Linked DNA regions of Homo sapiens: region 1 is linked to region 2. The links are chromatin loops, found by intact Hi-C in ENCODE. Cell type or tissue: GM12878. All regions are shown on one strand.

Evidence for each region. Hi-C counts contacts between places; a loop is a spot of excess contacts. Peaks named below come from ENCODE experiments on the same cell type or tissue, not always from the same donor. Only the 100,000 strongest peaks of a DNase experiment are listed, where the experiment ranks them.
Region 1: it touches region 2 in a loop (8-fold over the local background); 6 of 110 quality-filtered maps call a loop at or near these places.

What each region holds. Positions count from the first base shown.
Region 1 is chr10:71,707,361-71,709,860 of GRCh38, forward strand. It overlaps CDH23 (cadherin related 23), which reads left to right. Exons shown (of 70, transcript NM_022124.6): 27 at 1,738-1,851. Among named protein-coding and RNA genes, the nearest start is that of C10orf105, 11 kb to the right of the region's middle. In GM12878, a CTCF peak has its summit at 1,027 (motif pointing left); no DNase peak of the experiment used is centred here.
Region 2 is chr10:71,568,802-71,571,301 of GRCh38, forward strand. CDH23 (cadherin related 23) reads left to right here. Exons shown (of 70, transcript NM_022124.6): 8 at 1,989-2,117. Among named protein-coding and RNA genes, the nearest start is that of CDH23-AS1, 58 kb to the left of the region's middle. In GM12878, a CTCF peak has its summit at 1,398 (motif pointing left); a DNase peak (open chromatin) is centred at 1,391.

The DNA.
Region 1 (2,500 bases), 140 kb after region 2:
GAGCCCCACTCCCCGCCCCAAGTCTGGGTGACAGAGCAGTGACTTGGAGGAATGTGGCCTCATCCTTCCTTGGGGACCTGTTGAGAATTCCCACCTGTTTAGAGGCAGATGGTTTTGATCTCCCTAAATGAAATGGTTTTAGCTCAAAAATGTTGCCTGGCTGTTGTCTGCAGAGCTGTGGCCACAGATGATGAGGCCATGTCCTGGCTCACAGGGGAAAGTGAGCTGCAATGGATTAGTGATGTCTGCCACAGTGGTAGGATTGGTAGATGGTGGCGCACATGCCATGGGTTTGCCATTCCTGGATGAGAACACAGCTTCTTAGCCTCCCCGACACACGAGAGATGCTGGGACACATGGGGGTGCAGTCTTCCCCATTCCTCAACCCTCTTTGGCCCTTTTACTGGCTCAGTCTTCTCTCTGTCCATGACCTGCCTACCAACACACATGTTGCCTCTGCATATGTGTGCCTGTACACACGAGCAGGGCACACACCAGCCTTCCCAATGCCTCCCCATGAAGCAAGGATGCCCAGCTCACAGCCCATCTGTGGCTTTGCTGCGGCCAACGTGACCTCCCAGCCCTCAGCCTTCCCTTTCTTCCCTCACCTCCCTGAAGGGGCCCAGCACCCTCAGGCCCACTCCTTACAGTCTGGCCCTCAAGTCGGCCCTAGGGAGGGCTTAGTTACTAAGACCCCTCACATGGCACCAGCTCCGTGGCTCCACTGCCCACACTATTTACGTCCTAGTTCTGCCCTGGGCTCCCCGGGAGTCAGAGTGTGTCCCTTGCAGATGGTACTTCAGACACTGGGGAGCACTGGAGGTTTGGGGGTCAGGAGGCTTTCCCTAGGGGCAAACCAGCAAGAACAGGGGGAGCACCTGGCAGCCTGCAGGATGACTCTTCAGCACCCCAGAGTGGTGGGCTCCCGCTGACCTGCCCAGAGCCCTCCCGGATTTTCAGTGCACATTCTGCAAGGAGCTGAGCCCAGTCCTGCCCAAGCTCACCACAAAGCTGGTGCCGTGGCGCCCTCTGCTGCCCAGAACACCACACTGCTCGCCAGCTGGCAGGGGAGGGGTCTCCACGCTGTTCTGGGAGTTCCTTCCTGACTCCCGTCCACCGCGAGAGGAGACCCTCACACTTCCCACCTGTCCCAGAACTCAAGGAGACTCAGTAATCCCTGTCTCCTGTACACCTGCCTTGACTCCTCCCTCTGTGGAGCCTCCATGTCCCCACTCAGGAAGCTTCGCTCCTCAGCCCATCTCACCTCCGAGATGAGGGGCCTGGGGGATGCTCAGCCAACCCCAGAGTTCTCAGCAACATATACAAGCCCCTATGCAGGTTAGCTGCTCAGACGCTTCTGCAGGACGGGCAGGGAGCAGAGGGGTGAAGGATAAGCCCAGGGACCCACGCATGGAGAAACCCAGAGTGGCACAGGCACATCACTGAGTGAGGGGTTCTCCTCTGTGAGGTGGAGGCTAAATGAAATGGTCTGCATGAAGTACCTGTAAACAGGAGGTGCTTCGTGAAGGTTAGGAACGGATTCCAGGCATCTGGCACCCCCGCTGAGCCCACCCAAGCTGCACCCGCATCAGAGCACCTCAGGCAGGGCCGAATCAGCAGCACAGCCTCCCACTCCTGGACTCACCATCGCGGGTCCCAGCTCAGGAGCAGAGTCCCCGCTTCCCCTGGCCGGGAGCTCTGTTTCCCAGCCGGAAGCTTCCTCTCCTTCACCCACAGGTGGCAACGTGGATGGGAAGTTCAGCGTGGGTTACCGCGATGCCGTTGTGAGAACCGTGGTGGGCCTGGACCGGGAGACCACAGCCGCCTACATGCTCATCCTGGAGGCCATCGGTATGCACCAGTCCCGCACCCACCAACACAGTGATCTGGGCAGAGTTCACACAGGGTGCCTCCCAGGAGCTGGCCTTTTGCTAAAGGCTGAACTCTGCCCAGATGCCAGTGGAGAAAGGGCCACCAGGCACTCACCAAACATTACTCAGCACTTGCCGGGCATGAGGCTCACTGCATGGTGCCACATGCAAGACACTAGGATGGTAAGGTGGGAGCTACATGGGAGACCCACATGTAGACAAATTACTGCAAATCCAGGCAAGCCAGCAGGAAGGGAAAAGGATGACATAAGAGTATTGGGCAGTGGTGCAAACACAGAGTGGGAGAGGTCACGGGAGGCTTCCTTCACGAATCGGCATCTGGGAGTGCCTTTGAGTGAGTTAGGACCCTTTCAGTTGAAAATTTTAAAATAAAATAAACTGACTTCAGCAATATGGGCTCACAAAACCAGTCCACTGGGAGATGTAACTCCCAGTATGACTGGATTCAGGGCTCAGGTGACACCTCAGGCTTCAGTCTCTGCACTGGCTGGCGCTGCCTCCTGTGTGTTGATGTATTAGTCTGTTTTCACGCTGCTGATAAAGACATATCCGAGACTGGGTAATTTATACAGGAAAAAGGGTTTAATGGGACTTACAGTTCCACGTGG
Region 2 (2,500 bases):
GCCATGGGCCCCAGAGTTACAGCTGGGAGCCTGACAGGATCACTCCCCTTTCCCCACCACAGAGTCCAGAGTGGGCTGGGCAGGGGCATTTGTGGCATGAACAGGACTGCAGTCACAGGTATGGGACAGAGAGGGCCTGTGCCAGGCTAGACAAAAGCCAGCTGCCTGCAAAAGCCTGGTTATGGCAAATCAGAGCCACTGGCATCCCCTGTCCAAGAGGTCAGGGGACTTGTTTTGAGCTTCCCCGCTCCAGCCCTGGGTGCCTGGTGGTCATTCAGGTCCCTAGCTGGGAGCTCTCCCCATGGGCAGTGCCCAAGCCTGCCGTGTGGGCCCCAGTCCTGGAGCCTGGGAGGCTGCCTGCCGAGAACCTCTCTGCTCACCTCCTGCTTCCAGACCTTCCTCTCCCTTGCAGCACCCACTCCCATCCCTAAAGGCCCTCCCACCCTCTCATTGGCTGTCCCTGAGGATTCCTAAAGACAACCAGCCCTCCCTTCTCCTAGGCACAGCAGCTCCATCTCTGCAGGCCAGGAGGAGGCACCAGGCTTCTTGGAACTCCAGGAATGCCTTGCTTCATTCAAGTCACCCCAGACAAACTAAGGGAGAGCTAACCTGGGGACAGTCGCTCCTCAAATCTTAGCTCAGAGAATGTTCGAGCCTGAGGGGCCTTAGAAGTCATTCACTTGAGCCCCTTCATCTCACAGAAAAGGACATCAGATTCCCAGGGGGAAAAAGAACTCATTTGAGGTTACTCAGCAAATTAAGAGACCGAACTGATGTTAGAGCCCCAAGTCAAAACTGTTAGTGGCAAATTTTTATGTGAAAGGATCTGAGTTTGAGTTCTGGCTACACACTTAGAAGTTGTATGACTGTGGACAAGTTACTCAGCCTCTCTGAGTCTCTGTTAACTCATCTGAATAATGGGCTCATCATAACTACAGATGCGAGTGAAGTGCCCGGTAGAGTGGCTGCCACGTCATCTGTACAAAGCACTGCAGTTACTATTATTGCTGGCTATTGTTATTCAGTTGCAGCAGGCTACTTAAACAGTAGAAGATAGATTTGGAGTTTTCTTTCTTGCCAAGCATTAAAAAAAAATTTTTTTTTTGAGATGGGGGTCTCGCTATGTTGTCCAGGCTGGAGTGCAGTGGCTATTCACAGGTGCAATCTTGGTGCACAACAGCCTCGAACTCCTGGGCTCAAGTGATTGCCCCACCTCAGCCTCCTGAGCAGCTGGGACTACAGATGCATCGTTGAGGTTTTATACAATGAAATTCCCAACTGACGGTTTAAATATTGCTTGCCTGGCTGCAGGGGGATGGCCTGTGTGACCTCTCAGGAGTCTTTCTCGGAGTCCCCCAGATGTCACAGACCCTGGAGCTCCCCCTGCTGGTTGGATTGGGAAAAGTCACTGAACCAGTAAATCCCCAGCCCAAAGCAAGGGACTCATGAATGCAGGGACACAGGTGCCAGATTAATCCCCTCTGTGGCCTTTCTTCTGAGGAGTCCCCATCTTTGTCAATCCTCTGCTGCCCTGGGATGAGTGGGGGCAGGAAGTGGGCACAGAGAGGGGTGGTGACCTCCAGCTGAACTCAGCAAAGGAGCTGAGGGCAGCACCATATCTACTCCAAGCTGGTCATCCCACCACCGGATGTCCAAGGAAGTCAGGCCTGGGCTACTAGGGGCTGGAGGTCTAGCTGTACCCCAGCCCTGCTTTGTAACACTGGATAAGCTGCCTTCCTCTGGACCTTGGGGATGCTGTTTGTGTTTTCCTGTACAGCTCAGAAATCACCATGGCTTCTTAGAATTCTTAAGCTTCCTTTTACTAAGCCCTTCCCTGCTGGAGTGCAAGAGCATGGGTGTGTGTGTGCGTGTGCATGTGTTTGCACTTATGTGCTGCACGGTGCAGGTCTGTGTGTGTGTGTACATATGTGTGTGAGTGTCCCCACCATCACTCAACCTAAGGCTGTGTGTTCTCTCCGCTCTCTAAGGATCAAGACAAGACCAGGCCTCTGTCCACCCTGGCCAACTTGGCCATCATCATCACAGATGTCCAGGACATGGACCCCATCTTCATCAACCTGCCTTACAGCACCAACATCTACGAGCATTCTCCTCCGGTAAGACTCCTGGCCCTTCCTTCTCAGAAGTCCCTTCTCAGAGGGACTTCCTTCTGAGCTCCTGTTAGGGATGGGCCCTGTTAGTGGGCTGGGCTCCTCCTTGGCTCCTCCGCAGTCCCTGTGCGTGGCAGTGATGAGTGTTCTGGCACAGCGAAACCCCAGCCACTCTTCACACCACGCCCATCTCCTCACCCTCTCACTCTACCCAAGGGGCTCTGTGTGGCAAAGAACAAAGGCTTCCAGGGCAAGTAACGGGGAGCCATTCAGACAGACTTATGTGGAGGGATGGGGATCCCATGGAAAATTCAGCCTGTGCTGAAGAATGGACTCAGTCTGGCTCCACAGAACATCAGTGTGGCTCAGCCGTGTCTCTGCCGTGTCAG